Linked DNA regions of Homo sapiens: region 1 is linked to region 2. Evidence: read pairs that join two places in POLR2A ChIA-PET (ENCODE). Cell type or tissue: B cell. All regions are shown on one strand. Links, peaks and the distances in the headings refer to the core of each region. The heading gives the core; the rest is flanking DNA.

The links. Peaks named below come from ENCODE experiments on the same cell type or tissue, not always from the same donor. Only the 100,000 strongest peaks of a DNase experiment are listed, where the experiment ranks them.
Region 1: POLR2A ChIA-PET joins it to region 2 with 5 read pairs; 6 of 35 experiments call an interaction of 5 or more read pairs at or near these places.

The regions. Positions count from the first base shown.
Region 1 is chr17:75,731,567-75,741,985 of GRCh38, forward strand. ITGB4 (integrin subunit beta 4) reads left to right here. Exons shown (of 40, transcript NM_000213.5): 11 at 246-407; 12 at 597-673; 13 at 1,924-2,126; 14 at 4,485-4,588; 15 at 4,722-4,820; 16 at 4,999-5,128; 17 at 5,756-5,878; 18 at 5,972-6,078; 19 at 8,106-8,139; 20 at 8,314-8,505; 21 at 8,792-8,895; 22 at 9,227-9,285; 23 at 9,416-9,439. Among named protein-coding and RNA genes, the nearest start is that of ITGB4, 15 kb to the left of the region's middle. In B cell, for the core only: no CTCF peak of the experiment used is centred there; no DNase peak of the experiment used is centred there; H3K27me3 peaks cover 405 bases.
Region 2 is chr17:75,859,458-75,870,961 of GRCh38, forward strand. No RefSeq gene overlaps it. Among named protein-coding and RNA genes, the nearest start is that of WBP2, 9.9 kb to the left of the region's middle. RefSeq lists enhancers at 5,071-5,365, 5,433-5,592, 5,496-5,996, 9,180-10,106. In B cell, for the core only: CTCF peaks have their summits at 2,029 (motif pointing left) and 2,231; DNase peaks (open chromatin) are centred at 2,034, 5,114 and 5,894; H3K27ac peaks cover 1,618 bases.

The sequences.
Region 1 (10,419 bases), core at 281-8,280, 130 kb before region 2:
AGGCTTGCTGGGGCAGTAAATGGGTTAGTGTCACGAAGCCCAGAGGCCCTGGCCACTGTCATTGTCGCTATGATTGTGACTGCGCTGGGAAGGAGGGAGTTTCCAGCCCTGAGGGAGGTGAGCAGGAGCTCATTTCAGGGATCCAGACATCTCCTAGGAACTTGGGGGCCGAGGGCCTTCAGGCATCGATGGCCCCCTGGTCCTTGGGGCTGGGCCTGCCTTGGCTGACCACGGGGCCCCTGCAGGGTATATACCAGGTGCAGCTGCGGGCCCTTGAGCACGTGGATGGGACGCACGTGTGCCAGCTGCCGGAGGACCAGAAGGGCAACATCCATCTGAAACCTTCCTTCTCCGACGGCCTCAAGATGGACGCGGGCATCATCTGTGATGTGTGCACCTGCGAGCTGGTACAACGCAGCCCCGCAGGGCGGGAGGGGAGAGCTGAGCCAAGCACCCAGGGACCCTGAGGAATGAAGCAGGACTCCTGTGCCCCATATCCCTTGTGGGGTTTCCCGAGGCACACAGGAGAGCGGAAGTGTCCAGTGGCCCCGGTCCTGCTCCCCCGACGCACCCCACCATGGTCTCTCTCATTCCAGCAAAAAGAGGTGCGGTCAGCTCGCTGCAGCTTCAACGGAGACTTCGTGTGCGGACAGTGTGTGTGCAGCGAGGGCTGGTGAGTGGGGAAGGGAGTTGGGCACCCAGGACACCAGTGGCCCCTGATGGGAAAGCTGGGCTCCTGCAGGGGCCTGGCCCTGGGTGCACCTTGTACACCTGGCTGGGGGTGGGGCGGCAATCAAAGAAACGGCTAAGGGCGGGGCACACCCAGTTGTTGGTCAAACCCAGGTCAAAGCACTTTGAAATACAGAGATATATGGGCTGTCTCTAGAAAGAGGTGTGAGGATTGAGACGGGGTTGGCTGTTGGGGCTGGGGTCTGGATCTTGGGGGACAGGCACACGAGGCTTCCTTTTTGCTCCATGCCTTTGGTATTCTGAGTCCTGTGTCATATTGCCTGATCAGAAGAGAGCTCGTAAATGCACGGCAGTAAGGGCTTTAGCTTCAGGACACTGGGCGAGCTTGCCACAACTTGAGGCAGAGCAGTGGGGAAAGGACACTGGAAGGGGTGACATGACAGGGCACTGGGGTTTAGGTCTCAGCTCAGCCACTTCTGTCTGCATGACTGGGAGCTGCCTCGGCCCTCTCAGAGCCTCAGTTTCCTCATCTGTAAAATGGGACAGCAGGCCAGGCGAGGTGGCTCACACCTGTAATCCCAGCACTTTGGGAGGCCGAGGTGGGTGGATCACCTGAGGTCAGGAGTTCAAGACCAGCCTGGCCAACATGGTGAAATCCCATCTCTACTAAAAATACAAAAAAGTAGCTGGGCGTGGTGGTGCATGCCTGTAATCCCAGCTACTCGGGAGGCTGAGGCAGAATTGCTTGCACCTAGAAGGCGGAGGTTGCCGTGAGCTGAGATCGCGCCACTGCACTCCAGCCTGGGCAAGAAGAGCGAAACTCTGTCTTGAAAAAAAATAAAATAAAATAGGCCAGGCGCGGTGGCTTACGCCTGTAATTTCAGCACTTTGGGAGGCCGAGGTGGGCGGATCACAAGGTCAGGAGATCGAGACCATCCTGGCTAACATGGTGAAACCCCGTCTACTAAAAATACAAAAAATTAGCCGGGCGTAGTGGCGGGTGCCTGTAGTCCCAGCTACTCAGGAGGCTGAGGCAGGAGAATGGCGTGAACCCAAGAGGCAGAGCTTGCAGTGAGCCAAGATCGCGCCACTGCACTCCAGCCTGGGCGACAAGGCGAGACTCCGTCTCAAAAAAAAAAATAAAATAATTAAATTAAATTAAATTAAATGGGACAGCAAAAGCCCCAGCTTTCCTCCTGGGCTGTTTCGGGGAATGACCAGTTCCTCCTTCAGGAGTGGCCAGACCTGCAACTGCTCCACCGGCTCTCTGAGTGACATTCAGCCCTGCCTGCGGGAGGGCGAGGACAAGCCGTGCTCCGGCCGTGGGGAGTGCCAGTGCGGGCACTGTGTGTGCTACGGCGAAGGCCGCTACGAGGGTCAGTTCTGCGAGTATGACAACTTCCAGTGTCCCCGCACTTCCGGGTTCCTCTGCAATGGTGAGCACAACAACTGCGGCCAATGCTGATGGCGGGGTAGGGAGTGGACAGCAAGCATGACTTTCCCGTCAGGACCCAGGTTGGGAGAGCCAGACTTGGAATCAGAATCCCCAAGTTCAGGCCCAGCCCACTCTGGATGCCCTGAGGGCCGCCCCTGAGTCCTGCCCCAACCTGGGCCTGACTTCCCTCATCTGTAACGTCCATGCCCAAGGTCACTGTTGGCAGGACTTTCCCCTGGTTTTAAGATTCCAACTCCCCTGAGGTTCTCTCTGGAAGTTCAGTTCTATGCCCACCCCACTTCTCCACACCCCTATCTCATTAGAGTGGGTGCCACCCAGCTCAGCCCTCCAATGGCTGGCAGGTATATGGCATTATGATCTTTCCTCTCTCCAAAGATGCTAAATTTCTGTGGGTTTTTTGTTGTTGTTGCTGCTGTTTTTTTTTTTTTTTTTTTTTTTTTTGAGACAGAGTTTCACTCTTGTCGCCCAGGCTGGAGTGCAATAGCACAATCTTGGCTCACTGCAACCTCTGCCTCCTGGGTTCAGGCGATTCTCCTGCCTCAGCCTCCCTAGTAGGTGGGACTATAGGCATGCACCACCATGCCCAGCTAATTTTGTATTTTTAGTAGAGACAGGGTTTCACCATGTTGGCCAGGCTGGTCTCGAACTCCTGACCTCAGGTGATCTGCCCGCCTCAGCCTCCCAAAGTACACATCTGTAATCACACCTGGGATTACAGGTGTGAGCCACTGAGCCCGGCCCAAAGATGCTAAATTTCTACCTGGAAGGCCTGGAGCTTCCTCTGTATTCCCATGGGTCCAGGCCATAGGCATACAGTCTGGCCAGGAACATCAGAGCTGGGCAGGATCACAGAACTCAGACAAGGGGACATAGGGAAGGATTGGTAGTTGAATGGAGGAGGATGAATGAAAATCTACTCATCAAATACTTATGAAGCCCTCACTGTATACTTTCCAAGCCCCTGCTTTTCTACTCTTTCTTCTGTTCTTGCTTTTGTTCACCATTTCTTCTCTTCGACTGTCTGTCCCTGAGTGTGCTCAGAGAAACAGAAGAGAGAACTGGGCACCACTGGAGAAAGGCAGACAAGTGGCACAGAGGGAGGTATGAGAGAGGAAGGGAGGAAGGTGCCTCTGGGGAAGGAGGCAGGGCCAGAGTACAAAGGGCTTCGGTTCTAGTCCAGAGCAGGACTTCATCCTTTGGACAAAAGGGGGTCACTGGAGGTTTTACTTTCATTTTCTAACTATTTGCATATTAACCTTGTATCTAGTCACCTTGCTAAACGCACTTATGAAATCTAATAATTTGTCTGTAGATTCTTCTGGATACTTTGTGACATGTTCCTCACACTTGCAAATAAAGACAATTTTATTGATTGATTGATTGATTGATTTTTGAGACGGAGTCTTGCTCTGTCACCCAGGCTAGAGTGCAGTGGCATGATCTCAGCTCACTACAACCTCTGCCTCCCAGGTTCAAGCAATTCTCCTGCCTCAGCCTCCCAAGAAGCTGGGATTACAGGGGCCCACCACCAAGCCCAGCTAATTTTTGTATTTTTAGTGGAAATAGAGTTTCACCATGTTGGCCAGGCTGGTCTTGAACTCCTGAGCTCAAGTGATCCTCCCGCCTCGGCCTCCCAAAGTGTGGGATTACAGGTGTGAGCCACCACGCCCGGCTGACAGTTTTATTTCTTTTTTCTTTTCTTTTTTTTTTTTTTTTTTTGAGACGGAGTCTTGCTCTGTCACCAGGCTGGAGTGCAGTGGCGTGATCTCGGCTCACTGCAACCTCTACCTCCCGGGTTCAAGTGATTCTCCTGCCTCAGCCTCCTGAGTAACTGGGACTACAGGCATGCGCCACCATGACCAGCTAATTTTTGTATTTTTAGTAGAGACGAGGTTTCTCCATGTTGGCCAGGATGGTCTCAGTCTCTTGACCTTGTGATCTGCCCGCCTCAGCCTCCCAAAGTGCTGGGATTACAGGCGTGAGCCACCTTGCCTGGACTTATTTCTTACCTTCTAATGCTTATACATCTTATTTCTTTTTCTGACCTTATTGCATTGGCAGGGACCCATTAGAGGTTCTTAGCCAGGGGAGCAGGAGCCACATGATTGGATTTGTTTTGAGATAATTACTCAGGCTGCAGAGTGGAAGGTAGGTAGGATGGAGGCAGAGATGGAGGGAAGGAGATTCCAGGAAAGTGAGGAAGAGATGACTTCTACCCCAGGCTAGCGGCACCCTGGCTCCCACAGCTCTGTTCCCACAGGCCCTCCCTGCCAGGTGGGCAGCCTGGACTACAGGCACAGATGTAGCTCTCATCTCCCTTCCTTGTCCCTCTCTGCAGACCGAGGACGCTGCTCCATGGGCCAGTGTGTGTGTGAGCCTGGTTGGACAGGCCCAAGCTGTGACTGTCCCCTCAGCAATGCCACCTGCATCGACAGCAATGGGGTAGGCCTGGGCATAAGACAGACAGTGTCTGTCAGCACCACCCACCCTCTCCAGAGAGAACCCTATGGAGAGAGGAGAGGGAGCAGGCAGGGATGGGGCACAGCTGGCTCACTGGTGCCCCCTCCTACCCCAGGGCATCTGTAATGGACGTGGCCACTGTGAGTGTGGCCGCTGCCACTGCCACCAGCAGTCGCTCTACACGGACACCATCTGCGAGATCAACTACTCGGCGGTGAGGCTAAGACCTACGAGGTGTGGGCGTGGGAACAGGGCAGGCACAGGGCAGTGTGGGCAGGAGGGGCTAAGCCTGATGCCACAGGAGCTGGCCAAGGGCAAGAGGTTTGGGGAGCGGGGGTCTGGCAGAGGCCCACCCAACACAGTGCCTGTCTGCCCCGCCTTTCCCCGCCAAGATCCACCCGGGCCTCTGCGAGGACCTACGCTCCTGCGTGCAGTGCCAGGCGTGGGGCACCGGCGAGAAGAAGGGGCGCACGTGTGAGGAATGCAACTTCAAGGTCAAGATGGTGGACGAGCTTAAGAGAGGTAGGGGCAGGGGCTGAGGGTTGGGGTTGCTGAGAGCCTAGGCAGCGGGCATCCAACGGGGCAAGGGTGTCATCACCTGGACGGGGGCTTGCAGTCTGGGCTAAGGTCACACAGTCCGGACAGGAACTCCAGAGCTGGGAGGGACCACAGAACCCAGATAGAGGACACCGAATCCCAGAAAAGGGTAAAAGCCTGAGCAGGAGGCACAGAACCCAGGCGGTGGGACACAGTCTGGCCCAGGAAGGGACCAAGAGTCTTGGTGGGAGGCACCTGACTTGGGCAGGGGCATGCACCCAGCAGGGGTACATGGTCACGCTGTGGAGACACGCAGCCTCCCCTCCTCGAGATCAGATACGTTTTCTGGACCCTGAGTTCCTGGGTGATGTCCAGGTCAGGGAAGTGGGGGAGGTAGGTTTCTAGGCTCTGATGCTCCTGAGCAGGGGAGCCCCCACCACACCCGTTCCTGTGCCTGGTGAGAGCACGGCTTTGCAAGGACTTCCACTCTTCCCCAGGAGGCCCTGCCGTGGGTGAGGCAGATCGCAGAGTAGGGGCCCCCTCACCAGACCCTGGGTCCTCTGGGGCGGAGGGGTGTGGCTGGGGTGCCCTGCTGACTGGCTGTGGGTACAGCCGAGGAGGTGGTGGTGCGCTGCTCCTTCCGGGACGAGGATGACGACTGCACCTACAGCTACACCATGGAAGGTGACGGCGCCCCTGGGCCCAACAGCACTGTCCTGGTGCACAAGAAGAAGGGTGAGCTGGTGGGGCCGGGCGCAGGGAGGGGGCGTGTGGCCAGAGCTCGGTGGGGAGGACAGGCACCACCTCCCCCTGCCTCCTCCTCTCCAGACTGCCCTCCGGGCTCCTTCTGGTGGCTCATCCCCCTGCTCCTCCTCCTCCTGCCGCTCCTGGCCCTGCTACTGCTGCTATGCTGGAAGTACTGTGCCTGCTGCAAGGTGAGCACCCAGGGTGCCTCCCAAGGCCCCACATCCCAGGGTCCCCACCCCAACAGGGCCCCCACCCTCCACCAGGGTCCCCAGTCCCCGCCTGAGTTCTCATCTCCCCAGGGTCCCCAACCCCTTCCTGGGTCCCCACCTCCCCAGGGTCCCCATCCCAACAGGGTCCCCATCCTCCACCACGGTCCCCACCTCCCCAGTGTCCTCAACCCCCTCCTGGGTCCCCACCTCACCAGGGTCCCCTCTCTGACAGGGTCTCCACCCTCCATCAGGGTCCTCCTCAGGGTCCCCAACCCCCACCAGGGTCCCCAGCCTCTCCACCCACCATCCCCACTCCTGCAGCTTTCTAGCCAGAGGCTTCAGCCCGTAGAGTCCAGCTGTCTGGATTCTGGTCCCAGCTCTGTGACCTTGGGCAAATTACTTAATCTCTCCATGCCTCAGTTCCCTCATCTGTAAAATGAAGATCATAGAATTGACCTCAGAAAGTGGAGCTGAAGCTTAAATTAGTGAAGTTCAGAAGGGACTGACCCATAGCATGCACCATCGCCCCCACCCCCACCTTGGCAAGACCCACACCAACCCCATCCAGCTTCCGGAGTGACAGTAATGATGATGACACCCATGAGCTCTTAGCCCGAGTCATCCTGGAGCCCCAGCCCCCAGCTCAGCCCTTGCCAGCATCCGTTCTCTGCTTAGCTCAGTGTTCCTCTTTGTGCTGTCGCCACAGCATGTCCACGTGACTCCATTTCCCCGCCCCCCATCACCCCATGAGGTCAGTGGGGCAAGGTCACCATGCCCTATGACAGATGGAGAAATTGGGGCTGAGAGGCAGGTGATAAATGCACAGTCCTCAGAAGGGGCTGAGGCAAGCTGAGCCCACATCTTCCCCAGCTCTAGTGCCCGCCCAGGACCCCCACTCCATCAGCCATCAGTGGCCAGATCCCTGAGAGCACCTGCTCTGGGGTCAGCCACGTGCAAAAGGCCTGGGAGCCACAACAGGGAAGAAAGGGCCCTGCCCGCCCGCAGCTGGCGGTCACTGGGGAGAACAGACAAGAGAAAGCGTGGAGGATGGCATAGCTCAGAGTAGGGATTGTAGGCGGCAGACCACACTCCGTAGTAACCCCCAGTGTTGTGGGATATTAATGTGCATTACATAGGCAAGGAGTTATGTGATCAAATAGGTTTGAGCTAGGCACGGCTGCGCGTGCCTGTAGTCCCAGCTACTCAGAAAGCTGAGGCAGGAGGATCACGAGTCTGGGAGTTTGAGGCTACAGTGAGCTATGATTATGCCACTGCACTCCAGCCTGGGTGACAGAGTGAGACTCAAAAAGAAAAAAAAAAAGAAGGTTTAAGAAACAAGTTTCTTAAATTTAAGTTACAGTGGCTCACACTTGTAACCCCAGCACTTTGGGAGGCCAAGGCGGGTGGATCACTTGAGGTCAGGAGTTGGAGACAAGCCCGGCCAATATGGTGACACCCCATCTCTACTAGAAATACAAAATTAGCTGGGCATGGAGGTGGATGCCTATAATCCCAGTTACTAGGGGGGCTGAGGCAGGAGAATTGCTTGAACCTGGGAGGTAGAGGTTGCAGTGAGCCGCGATCGTGCCACTGCATTCCAGCCTGGGCAACAGAGCGAGACCCTGTCTCAAAAAAAAAAAAAAGAAAAGAAACAAGTTTCTTCTCTGCAGGACTTCTCAGAGGCTTTGATAAAGTCCTGTGCCTAACCTGCAAGAGGGGCATGGGGAATGAATTCAGTGCTTCCCAAGTGAACCTGACCACAGAACCTTTACAGAGCACCCGGCAGGATGAGAGTTCCACGGCGCAAACTTTGGGAACCCTCTGCCCCCATCCCCCTCTATGCCCTTGTGTGCCATGCTTACACCCTGCTACCACCTGGATATTCTGGTGTCTGGGGAGGCACTGTCACCCCTCTTGACCATTGGCATGGGGCGGGGTGGCTGGAAGGGCTTACCTGGGCCAGGGCAGCTGTCTCAGGCCTCACCCTCACCCACCTTGTCTCCTAGGCCTGCCTGGCACTTCTCCCGTGCTGCAACCGAGGTATGGGCCTGGCATCGCAGGGGCAGCAGGGGCTCTGACTGCTCTTTCTCTGAGCTGGGGTGGAGGGAAGCTGAACCTGGAACGGCAGAGGCTGGAGGCTCTGGGGTCCCACCTGAAGAGGTTGGGCTGTGCGGGTCTAGGGAGGGGTGCCGTGCTGAGGACCCCATCCTGCAGGTCACATGGTGGGCTTTAAGGAAGACCACTACATGCTGCGGGAGAACCTGATGGCCTCTGACCACTTGGACACGCCCATGCTGCGCAGCGGGAACCTCAAGGGCCGTGACGTGGTCCGCTGGAAGGTCACCAACAACATGCAGCGGCCTGGCTTTGCCACTCATGCCGCCAGCATCAACCCCACAGAGCTGGGTGAGGGCGGGGCTGGGCGCCACAGCTCTGGGCAGTGCCCTTCGGGCCCTCTGTTCCAGATCTGGGATCACAGCATGCCTCTTCTCTGGGTGTGGGGTGCAGGCACAGGGCTCAGCCACCTTTTGCCCTGTGCTGATGGTGCTATGAACCTCATGCCTCGGTGTGCGTGGCCTGCTGGCCAGGCATCCCCTGATCCTAGCATGGTTGCTGGAGGGATGCTCTGTGGTGCCTGTCATGCAGGGGGCTGACCACCTCCATCTCACCCCCTCCCACCGCCTTTCCTTAGTGCCCTACGGGCTGTCCTTGCGCCTGGCCCGCCTTTGCACCGAGAACCTGCTGAAGCCTGACACTCGGGAGTGCGCCCAGCTGCGCCAGGAGGTGGAGGAGAACGTAAGGACCCAGGAACTAGGCCTGGCCGGAGATGTGGGTATGAGGGCGGGTGAGGTGGGCAGGGCAGAGCGAATGCGGTCGTGGTACCGAGATTCATTAACTAGGGGAGAGGGGTCTCTCTGGACCTGTGCCTGGCAGGGGGCATCCTGGGATCTGTTTCCAGAGGGCAGAAGGCCAGAGCCTGGGCCCAGGATGCTGCCCCACGGGGCATGCCCCAGCCAACCCTGAGGATCTCTGGGTACAGAGGCTGCCTGGCTCCCTGGGTCCCCAGCCTGAGGGCTTGCCACGGGGTGGCCTAGGCCCAGCCTCACGCCCCTCCCTTGCCTGGCAGCTGAACGAGGTCTACAGGCAGATCTCCGGTGTACACAAGCTCCAGCAGACCAAGTTCCGGTGAGTCCCGGGGTGCCCGGGTTGGGTGGGGGAGCCGCTCCTACCGGGACTCCAGGAGCCGAAGCCCCCAGGCCGATCAGGCCTCCACTTCAGGGCTATCTAGCTCACAGCGCCCTCTTTGTCCCCACAGGCAGCAGCCCAATGCCGGGAAAAAGTGAGTAGAAGACTCGTGGGTGAGAGGGCCCCCACTTCCTGCCCGCCTGTCCCCAGCCCAGCCACTGCCTCGTCCGTCCCTACTCCATCTCCATCCCATAGGAAGGGAGGGTCAGATGTGTCCGTCAGGTTCGGACCTTCATTCGTTCCTTTGACCATTTCTTCAACAAATGCTAATGTGAAGTGCTTGCTATGAAGTGGCCCCTGGACTAGAGCAGGCAAAAGCAAATCAACCCAGTCCCTGCCCTCATATAGGTGACTGTCCAGCCCCCCACCCGGTACCAGCGATAGCAGGTACCCATCTCCATCCGCTCCAGTGTCCAAGACCCTGATCTTGGGTGCACCTCTGGGGACCAGGCAGGTTACCGAGAGGATGGGCCAGCAGGTCACACACCTTTTTTCCCAGGTCCTACATCGAGTCCTGGCCCTTCATGGGGAGAGAGAGGGAGTGAGGAGGGGGTCTTGATGCAGGGACAGAAGAGCTAGAATCTCAGCACATGACCATCAGTAAGAACCGTTGGCTGTGCGTGGTGGCTCACACCTGTAATCCCAGCACTTTGGGAGGCTGAGGCGGGTGGATCACCTCAGGTCAGGAGTTTAAGACTAGCCAGGCCAACATGGTGAAACCCCACCTCTACTAAAAATACAAAAATTAGCCAGGTGTGTTGGTGGGCACCTGTAATCCCAGCTACTTGGGAGGCTGAGGCAGGAGAATCCCTTGAACCTGGGAGGCAGAGGTTGCAGTGAGCCGAGATTGCGCCACTGCACTCCAGCCTGGGCGACTGAGTGAGAATCCGTCTTGAAAAAAAAAAAAAAGAATGGCTGACCAGCATTTCTTATCCTGCTACGGGCCAAGCATTGTCCTAAGGGCTTTCCGTGTGTGGTCATCTTATCCAACCCTCTCGTCAAGCCTGTGAGGTAGAGATCACTGCTGTTCCCATTTTGCAGATGAGGAAGCTGAGGCTCAAAAGGGTTAAGTGA
Region 2 (11,504 bases), core at 1,498-9,497:
ACGCCCAGCTAATCTTTGTATTTTTAGTAGAGATGGGGTTTCACCATGTTGGCCAAGCTGGTCTCAAATTCCTGACCTCAAGTCATCCGCCCACCTAACACTCCCGAAAGTGTTAGGATTACAGGTATGAGCCACCGCCCCCGCCTGGTCGCCTCTTGACTCCCAATAAGATGAATCTGTTTGCCCCAGTGAGCCAAATAAATACCATTTTCACTGAACAAATCATTTTCTGTGTGTGCCATGACATAAAAGAGGTTGGCAGGCCCGTAGAGGTGGCTCATGCCTGTAATCCCAGCATTTTGGAAGACTGAGGCAGGAGGATTGCTTCAGCCCAGGAGTTTAAGACCATCCTGGGCAACATAGTGAGACCCTCCCTCTAAAAATTTAAAAAAAAAAAAAAAAAAAAAGGTTGGCAGCATTTACCAAACGGTGGCTGTTTTTCCTTACCTTGACCCACAGTAAAAATATATAGGGCTTGAGCCCAGGAGTTTGAGACCAGCCTGGGTGACAGAGCGAGACCCTGTCTTACATTGTCACTCAGGCTGGAGTGGTGCAGTCATGGCTTACTGCACCTTCAACCTCCCGGGCTCAAGCAATCTTTTTACGTCAGCCTCCTAAGTAGCTGGGACTACAAGTGCACATCACCATGCCTGGCTAGTTTAAAAAATTTTTTTGGTAGAGATGGGGTTCCATTATGTTGCCCAGGATGGTCTTGAACTCCTGGCATCAAGCAGTGGTCCTGCCTCAGCCTCCCAAGTAGCTGAGAGTACAGGCCCTGCCACCACCACATGCTGCTTAATTTGTATTTTGTAGTGGGATATATTCTGAAATTTTCTGTTTTATTTTGTCATCTTAAAAAATTGCTGCAAGCAGCCGGGCGCAGTTGCTGACGCCTGTAAATCCAGCACTTTGGGAGGCCGAGGCAGGCAGATCACGAGGTCAGGAGATCAAGACCATCCTGGCTAACACGGTGAAACCCTGTCTCTACTAAAAAAAAAAAATACAAAAAAATTAGCCGGGTGTGGTGGTGAGCACCTGTAGTCCCAGCTACTCAGGAGGCTGAGGCAGGAGAATGGCGTGAACCCAGGAGGCGGAGCTTGCAGTGAGCAGAGATCGAGCCACTGCACTCCAGTCTCGGCGACAGAGTGAGACTCCGTCTCAAAAAAAAAAAAAAAAATTGCTGAAAGGGCCGGGCTCGGTGGCTCGCACCTCTAATCCCAGCACTTTGGGAAGCCGAGGCGGGCAGATCACCTGAGTCAGGAGTTCAAGACCAGCCTGGCCAACATGGTGAAACCCCGTCTCTACTAAAACTACAAAATTAGCCGGGCATGGTGGCGCAAGCCTGTAATCCCAGCTACTCGGGAGGCTGAGGCAGGAGAATAGCTGGAATCTGGAAGACGGAGGTTGCAGTGAGCCGAGATGGCGCCATTGCACTCCAGCCTGGGCAAAAAGAGTGAAACTCAAAAAAAAAAAAAGTGCTGCCGGCGTGGTGGCTCACGGCGGACACTTGAGGTCAGGAGTTTGAGACCAGCCTGGCCAACATGGTGAAGCCCCCATCTCTACTAAAAATACAAAAAGTTAGCCGGGGGTGGTGGAGCGCACCTGTAGTCCCAGCTACTCAGGAGGCTGAGGTGGGAGGATTGCTTCGCTCAGGAGGCAGAGGCTGCAGTGAGCTGAGTTCGCACCATTGCACTCCAGCCTGGGTGACAGAGTGAGACCCCCATCTCAAAAAACAAAACAAAACACCAAAATCAACAATAATACAGAAGCTTGAAAGAGGAGCCCCAGGGTACTAAAACCCAGCCCTCTGAAGAGCGGGCCTGGGCCGGCTGGTGCTGGTGCCCGTGCCTCTGAAGGGAGCTCAGGGTAGCTGGTTCTGCAAGGGTTGGAAAAAGTAGAAACTGGATTCAGCTGCTGCTAAAGAACTGCAGCTGCCCCAATGAAGAAGCTTTCCTGGGTACAATACAGGCAAAAATAGTGAGCAGATGGGAGGCTGGGGCCTTCTCCAGCCCTTCAGGCCTCTCTAGCGCCCCCTCTTGGCAGAGCCTGGCAGGGAGCAGCAGGCAATGGAGAAACGTGGCTCTGGGTGCATTGGCTCATGCCTGTAATCATAGCAGTTTGGGAGGCCCAGGCAGGTGGATCACCTGAGGGCAGGCGTTCGAGGCCAGCCTGGGCAACACGGTGAAACCCCATCTCTACTAAAAATACGAAAATTATCTGGGCGTGGTGGCGTGTGCCTGTAGTCCCAGCTACTCAGGAGGCTGAGGCAAGAAAATCTCTGGAATCCAGGAGGCAGAGCTTGCAGTGAGCCAAGATCGCACCACTGCACTCCAGCCTGGGCGACAGGGCAAGACTTCATCTCAAAAAGTAGTAATAAAAAATAAAATTAAGAAAACAAAGACATGTGGCTCTGAGTCCCAGCCAGACCATGAAGCTGAGTTGGGTGGGTGGGTGTTATGAGTTGAGTTCGGTCCCCCCGACTTCAAATTCACATGTTGAAGTCCTGACCTGCAGTACCTCTGAAAGTGACCTTATTTGGAAATAGGGTTGTTGAAGACATCATTAGTTAAGATGAGATCATTAGGGTGGGCCCTAAATCCAGCGTGACTGGTGCCCTTGTAAGAAGGAGAAACTTGGACACAGACACACACGCAGGGAGAAGGCAGGCGGTGCAAAGAGGGAGGCAGAGAGCTACCAAGATTGCTACACGGATTGCTACATATTGTCAACAAACCACCAGAAGCAAGGAGAGCGTCAGGGGACAGATTCGCTCTCACAGCCTCAGAAGGAGTCAACCCTGCCCGTACCTTGATTCCAGACTTCGGTCTCCAGCACTGAGACAATACATTTTGATTGTTTTTGTTTGTTTGTTTGTTTTGAGACGGAGTCTCACTCTGTCGCCCAGGCTGGAGTGCACTGGCGCGATCTCAGCTCACTGCAAGCTCCGCCTCCGGGATTCACGCCATTCTCCTGCCTCAGCCTCCCGAGTAGCTGGGACTACAGGCGCCCGCCACCACGCCCAGCTAATTTTTTTGTATTTTTAGTAGAGACGGGGGGGGTTCCACCGTGTTAGCCAGGATGGTCTCGATCTCCTGACCTCGTGATGTGCCCGCCTCGGCCTCCCACAGTGCTGGGATTACAGGCGTGAGCCACCGCACCTGGCCCATTTTGATTGTTGAAGCCGCCTGGTTTGTGGTATCTTGTTACGACAGCCCAGCGCATTAATATAGTGGGTTTGGAGCTAAGAGTCAAGAGTTTGGCATCATCCCCAAAATGTGCTTGGCCCAGGGCAGTGGGGCCTCAGCTGCAGCTAGAAGCCCTTGGAGCCGGGCGCAGTGGCTCACACCTGTAATCCCAGCACTTTGGGAGGCCGAGGCGGGTGGATTACCTGAGGTTGGGAGTTCAAGACCAGCCTGACCAACATGGAGAAACCTTATCTTTACTAAAAAATATACAATTAGCCAGGCATGGTGGCGCACGCCTGTAATCACAGCTACTTGGGAGGCTGAGGCGAGAGAACTGCTTGAACCCTGGAGGCAGAGGTTGCGGTGAGCCGAGATCATGCCATTGCACTCCAGCCTGGGTGACAGAGTGAGACTCTGTCTCAAAAATAAAAATAAAAATAAAAAATAGAAGCACTTGGGCTCAGACGGTCGGCATCTGAGCAGCAGCAGACCCAGTGGAGAACAGAGTGGAGGCTCTCCCATCTGAGGCCCCGGTGGGGTGGCTCATGCCTGTAATTCCAGCACTTGGGAGGCCAAAGTGGGTGGATCACTTGAAGCAAGGAGTTCGAGACCAGCCTGGCCAACATGGTGAAACCCTGTCTCTACTAAAAATACAAAAATTAGCCGGGCGTGGTAGCGCACGCCTGTAATCCCAGCTACACAGGAGGCTGAGGCAGGAGAATCACTTGAACCCAGGAGGCAGAGGTTGTAGTGAGCTGAGATGGTGCCACTGCACTCCAGCCTGAGCAACAGAGTTGGTGCAGGGAAGAAAGCTCTCCCATCCCCTGGGCACCATGGAATCACCATATAATGCCAGGTGCAGTGGCTCTCGCCTGTAATCCCAGCACTTTGGGAGGCCGAAGTGGGCCAATCACCTTAGGTCAGGAGTTTGAGACCAGCCTGGCCAACATGGTGAAACCCTGTCCCTACTAAAAATACAAAAATTAGCCAGGCATGGTGGTGGGCGCCTGTAATCCCAGCTACTCAGGAGGCTGAGGCAGGAGAATCACTTGAACCTGGGAGGCAGAGGTTGCAGTAAGCCAAGATTGTACGCTCCAGCCTGGATGACTCCGTCTCAATAATAATAATAATAATAATAATAATAATAATAATAATAATAATAGTGATTCTACTGAGGGGGAAGATGCCCCTCCCCATATGCCTGAAGTTGAATTTCTTACTTTCTTGGCAAAGGGCAGCTTATAATCACATTTTTTTTTTTTGAGACGGAGTCTCGCTCTATATGGCCCAGGCTGGAGTGCAGTGGCGCCATCTCGACTCACTGCAAACTCCGCCTCCCGGGTTCACGCCATTCTCCTGCCTCAGCCTCCCGAGTAGATGGGACTATAGGTGCCCGCCACCACGCCCGGCTAATTTTTTGTATTTTTAGTAGAGACAGGGTTTCACCGTGTTAGCCAGGATGGTCTCGATCTCCTGACCTCGTGATCCGCCCGCCTCAGCCTCCCAAAGTGCTGGGATTACAGGCGTGAGCCACCGTGCCTGGCCTATAATCACATTTTACTTGATTTAGGGAAACTACTCAAATGGACATTTCTTTTACCTGAGTTTGGGGGAACAAATTTGTGCTTGATACACCAAGTCTTTTTCTTTCAGCCAGTTGTCCTCTTTCTAATACGCCAGTGAGAAAAATAAAACTCCTGGTAAGTCATTGGTAACTTTCTGCCACTCACCGTTGGTTGCTCTGCTGCGGAGTGGCAGATGCCCTGTGAGGCGTTGGTGATGTTTGGTGACGTGGAAGTGGGCTATTTTGGATGAGTCCTTTTTGGCCGTGGGTATTTCAAGAACACAAATTGCCCGCTCCCTCATCAGAAGCAGGGCCAGAGCGTGTCTGGGGCTGTTTCTGGTTGCTATAGAGATGGGCCCCACCCTGAAGTTCCCGCTGGGACCTCCTGGCTCTGTCAAGTTCAGTTTCCCCAGACACAGCTGCAAGGCCTGTTCTGAGCAATTCCTGCTGTTAGAGTGTTTATACACACCTCGAGTGCATTTCCGCTTCTGAGCCTCCAAAACCACAGAAAGCCAGAAAGGGGCGGTGTGACCTCTGAAGATGTCCGCATCCCAGTACTGAGGAGCCTTGGCTGGAGGGACCCCCCTCTACACCAGAGAGCTGGAGGAGAGGAGGGACCAGGGGAGGTGCTTAAGGGCCTGGCCCCTCCCTGCTATTATATTTCTGGTCCCCCTTCCCAGAGTTAGGGGGCTCTTCTCCACTTCCCTGGCAAGATGCAAGGTGGCAGTTTTAGTCATTTTCATCCTCTTTTTCCCCTCCTTAAGCTTATCTCTCACCTAAATAATAGAATGATTTTGAAACTTCAAACCCTTTTTTTTTTTTTGAAATGAGGTCTCACTCTGTCACCCAGGCTGGAGTGCAGTAGTGTGATCTCAGCTCACCGCAACCTATGCCTCCTGGGCTCAAGCAATCCTCATACCTCAGCCTTCAGAGTAGCTGAGATCCCAGGTGTGCGTCACCATGCCTGGCTAATTTTTTTTTTTTTTTTGTATTTTTGGTAGAGATGGGGTTTCACCATGTTGCCCAGGCTGGCCCTGAACTCCTGAGCTCGTGATCCTCCCGCCTCAGCCTCCCTAAGTGCTAGGATTACAGGCGTGAGCCATGGCGCCCAGCCGAAACTTCAAATCTGATTGTACTGTTTCCCCATGTGAGACCATGCCCTGGCTTCCCATTGTTCCTAGGAAAAGTCCAGAATCCTTACCAGGCTCTGCTCTGCAGGACCTGGCCTGCCACCTCGGGCCTCTCACCCTTCTGCCCTGCACTGCTGTCCCCTGCAGCGCCCTGGCTGGTCTCGAGCCCACACCCATCCTTTCTGTCTTGTTAACTCCTCCTTGTCTTTCAGGCCTCAGCAGTCCTTTCTTCAAGGAAATGAGCCCTAGAAATGGCCTTCTGCCAGCCCCATTAGGGTTCCTTCTTATGGCCACTGTCCTTTTCTTTCTTTTTTTTTTTTTTTGGCAGGGGAGGGGGGACGCGTGGTAAAATATACATAACATAAAATTCACCATTATAACCTTTTTTTTTTTTTTTTTTTTTTTGAGACGGAATCTTGCTTTGTCACCAGGCTGGAGTGCAGTGGCGCAGTCTCGGCTCACTGCAAGCTCCACCTCCCGGGTTCAAGTGATTCTCCTGCCTCAGCCCCCTGAGTAGCTGGGACTACAGGTGCCCGCCACCACACCCAGCTACTTTTTGTATTTTAGTAGAGACGGGGTTTCACCATGTTGGCCTTGATCTCCTGACCCCGTGATCCACCCACCTCGGCCTCCCAGAGTGCTGGATTTACAGGCGTGAGCCACCACGCCCAGCCAATTTTAACCATTTTTAAATGTACACTTCAGGGGCTTTAAGTGAATACGTTGTTGTGCAGCCATCAGCACCATCCATCTCCAGAACTTTATCATCATTCCACACTGAAACTGTCCCCATTAAACACCAACTCCCCATTCCCTGTTGCCCAGCCCCTGGCAACCTCCATCGTATTCTAGGGACCTCATATATAAATGGAATCATAAAGTATTTGTCTTTTTGTGATTGGCTTATTTTACTTGGCATAATGTCTTCAAAGTTTATCCAAAGTGTAGCATATGTCAGAACTTCTTGATTGTTTAGGGATGAATAACAGTCCACTTTGTGTGTGTATATACATTTTTTTTTTTGCTTATTTATTCATGTGTCTATGGACACTTGGATTGTCCCAGGCTGGAGTGGAATGGTGTGATCTTGGCTCACTGTAGCCTCCACCTCCTGGGTTCAAGGGATTCTCCTGCCTCAGCCTCCAGAGTAGCTGGGATTACAGGCTCCTGCCACCACACCCGGCTAATTTTGTATTTTTAGTAGAGATGGGGGTTTCACCCTGTTGGCCAGGCTGGTCTCGAACTCCTGGCCTCAAGTGATCAACCTGCCTCGACCTCCCAAAGTGCTGGGATTACAGGTGTGAGCCACTGCACACGGCCTGCTTTCAGTTATTTTGGATACGTATCCAGAAGTGGGGTTGCTGTGCTTTTCTTTGATAGTACTTAGTACAGTGACACCTATCCCACAGCCGTTTGTGTGGTGCCTGTGAGGACAGGGGCATCTCTGTGACGCCCACTGCTGTATCCCTGGCACTGAGCACTGTGCCCTACAGTGATTAAATATTGTCTTGTTGGCCATGTGCGGTGGCTCACGCCTGTAATCCCAGCACTTTGGGAAGCTGAGGTGGGCGGATCACCCGAGGTCAGGAGTTCAAGACCAGCCTGGACAACATGGAGAAACCCCATCTCTACTAAAAATGCAAAAATTAGCTCAGTGTGGTGGTGCACACCTGTAATCACAACTACTCGGGAGGTTGAGGTAGGAGAATCACTTGAACCCGGGAGGCAGAGGTGGCAGTGAGCTGAGATTGTGCCACTGCACTCCAGCTTGAGAGACAGAGTGAGACTCCAACTCAAATATATATATATATTATATATATAAAATACATAATATATGATAATTGTATATGTATAATATAATATATAATATATATTTGAGTTGGCGTCTCTGTATCTACATAGAGAGACACTCTACATAATATATATATTTTTTATATATATATACAATAGTTTTGTTTTGTTTTAGAGACAAGGACTCACTCTGTCACCCAGGCGGGAGTTCAGTGGTGCAATGGTAGCTCACTGTAGTCTTGAACTCCTGGGCTCAAGTGATCCTCCCACCTCAGCCTCCTGAACAGCTGGGCCTGCAGGCACGCACCACCACCCCGGCTAATTTGTTTTTATTTTTACAGAGACAAGGTCTTGCTATGTTGCCCAGGGTAGTCTTGAACTCCTGAGCTCAAGAGTCCCCTTGCCTTGGCTTCTCAAGGTGCTAGGATTACAGGTATGAGCCACCTCACCTAGCCTAATTTTTTATTTTTATTTTAGGCATGGGGTCTCACTGTGTTGCCCAGGCAGGTCTGGAACTTCTCACCTCAAGCGATCCTCTTGCCTCAGCCTCTCAGATGTTGGGATTACAGGCATAAGCCACTGTGCCCAGCCCTGATACATTATTGTTGAATGAGTGAGTGAAAGTTTCCTATCAAAACGGGTAGAACAAGATGTAGTGTCTGGAAAACTTAGGTGTGGGCTAATCTTAGCCCCTGAAAAACAGATGCTTGGGATCCCCCATGGATCTCTGTCACCCAGGCTGAAGTGTGGTAGTGTGATCACAGCTCACTGCAACCTTGAACTCTGGGGCTCAAACAACCAGTACTCCCACCTCAGGCTTCTGAGTGACTGGGACTACAGGCTCACGCCACCACTCCTGGCTAGTTTTTTATTTGTTTATTTATTTTTTTTTGGTAGAGACGGGATCTTGCTATGTTGCCCAGGCTGGTCTCCAACTCCTGGGCTCAAGCGATCCTCCCACCTCAGCCTCCCAAAGTTTTGGGATTATAGGTGTCAGCCCCCAAGCCCAGCTGTTTTTTATTTATTTTATTTTATTTCAGTCGGAGTCTCCTTCTTATAACCCAGGCTGGAGTGCAATGGTGCCGTCTCAGCTCACTGCAACCTCCGCCTCATGGATTCAAGCCATCATCCTGCTTCAGCCTCCCAAGTAGCTGGGATTAGCCACCATGCCTGGCTAATTTTTGTATTTTTAGTAGAGACGGGGTTTCACCATGTTAGCCATACTGGTCTCAAACTCCTGACCTCAGGTGATCCGCCCGCCTCGGCCTCCCAAAATGCTAGGATTACAGGCATGAGCCACCATGCCTGGCCTGTTTTTTATATTAAAGCAATATTGGGCTGGGCTTGTATATTAAAGCAGCATTGGGCTAAAAATACAAAAATTAGCTGGGCGTGGTGGTGCACGCCTGTAGTCCCAGCTATTGAGTAAAATTCAAAGTTTGAATGTCATTTAAAGATAAAGTACAGGCCGGGGGTGGGCATTGTGGCTCATGCCTATAATCCCAGCACTTTGGGAAGATGAAGTGGGAAGATTGCTTGGGCCCGGAAGTTGGAGACCAGCCGGGTCAACATAGCAAGACCCCATCTCTATTTGGTTCCATATACCCCTGAGGGTGTCAGGAGCACGTGGGGAGAACACGGAGGCTCTCCATCCCAAGTGAGGCCCACAAGGACCACCAGGGGCTTCCTTCATTTCTTATGCATCTCCCAGATCTGACTGTGTGGACGGGGAATGATCTCGCCTTCTAGATTTTGTTTGTTTGAGATGGAGTCTTGCTCTGTTGCCCAGGCTGGAGTACAGTGGTGCGATCTCAGCTCACTGCAACCTCCGCCTCCCGGGTTCAGGAGATTCTCCTGCCTCAGCCTTCTGAGTAGCTGGGATTACAGGTGTGCACCACCATGCCCAGCTAATTTTTGTATTTTAGTAGAGACGGGGTTTCACTATGTTGGTAAGGCTGGTCTTGAACTCCTGACCTCGTGATCTGCCCTCCTCGGCCTCCCAAAGTGCTGGCATTACAGGCATGAGCCAGCACACCTGGCCACCTTCCAGATTTTGAATGTCGGCATCAAATGTGTGTGGGGTGTTTGGGGTTGAACGGGACACAGACCCTGCTCAGTGCTCCAGTAGTCCCCTGTTATCCATGGTTTTGCTTACCCACAGTCTACTGCAGTCCAAAAATGTTAAATGGAAGATTCCAGAAGTAAACAACTCATAAGTTTTAGATCGCATGCCGTTCTGAGTAGCATGATGAAATCTCACACCATCCCACTTCATCTAGCCTGCCTGGGACAAGAATCATCCCTTTGTTCGGGGAATCCACACTGTAGGGACTGCCCGCCCATTGTTTACTTTTAGCCATCTTGGTTACTTACCAGATAGAAAAAACCATAGTGCATATAGGATTCTGTACCATTGCAGCATCAGGCACCCACGGGGGTTCTGGGAACTCATCCCCCGCGATAAAGAAGTACTAGAGTACTTTCCTCCTGGGAGAGATGCAGTAGCTGCCAGCCTCAGCCACACCCAGTTCGGCCCCATCCTCCTGGCCAGGCCTCGGGGAGTCACAGTCCAGCCGCACCCGCTGTGCCTGGGAGGAGAGGGGGTGAAGGGAGGCACTTCTGTGAGTGTTCCTCGGGCCTTGGGAAGGGGAGGACAAGGATGAGGAGAAGGGAGGAAAGAAGTCTGGGGGTCTGTTTCCTCCTGGGGTGTGGGGAGGCCATGGGAGCAGTCCAAGCTCTTCCTCAGGCTGTTGGTTGGAACCCCAGCTCATTTTCCCACAGAAACAAAGCGGGAGTGGAGGTTGGCGCCCTGCCTGGCCCAGAGCAGCCAGGCCCAGCAACCAGCGCCAAAGCCTCGGAAACCCCTCACCCTGCACCATTGTCTGGGCCTGGCGGGGGCTCTGGCGGGAGCTTCTGAGGCCACAGACCCTCGGGCAGCCTTGCCAAGGCTCCGGTGACCATGGGAACTGGGACCCAGCCGAGGGCAGCATATACACAGGCGGCAGCGCTGGGAAGCAGGGCTCTGTGTGTGTGAGTGTGAGGTGTGTGTATGTGTGCGTGTGTGTTTAGACATTTCTTGTTTTTTGGAGACAGAGTCTTGCTCTGTTACCCAGGCTGGAGTGCAGGGGTGTGATCTCGGCTCACTGCAACCTCCGCCCCCCAGATTCAAGTGATTCTTTTGCCTCACCCTCCCGAGTAGCTGGGACTACAGGCACGTGCCACCACTCCCGGCTAATTTTTGTATTTTTTAGTAGAGACGGGGCTGGTCTCGAACTCCTGATCTCAAGTGATCCACCCACCTCAGCCTCCCAAAGTGCTGGGATTACAGGCATGAGCTACCACGCCTGGCTTGTTTAGGCATTTCTAAGCACAAGACACACCTAGGCTGGGCGGTATGGAAAGAGTGTTCTGGACTGGGTAACAGTGGGCAGCCCCCCCAGTACCCCTGTGCCTCAGTTTCTTCCTCTGTAAATGGTAGTGGGAGGGGAACGTTGAGACTAGATCGGTGGTTTTCTCATTTTTTTCTTTTTCACAGTTTCTTTTTTTAAAGGAGCCTTGAATCAAATAGGCAAATGCTTCTCTGATTAAGGTGTTGGCAGGGGTGCTGAGGGACCTCCCCCAGCCTTTCCCCAGCCCACCCCGCTCAGTGCACCTCCTCCTAGGTCTTCTCAGAGCATTGTTGGAAAAGTCACTGGGCTGGAGCAACATGCATTCACACACAGGCGTTCACCCAGGCAGACACTCACACACAGCACACAGACACACACGAAGACATACACACATGTATACAGATATACGCACATATACGCATACACACAAAACACATAGGCATGC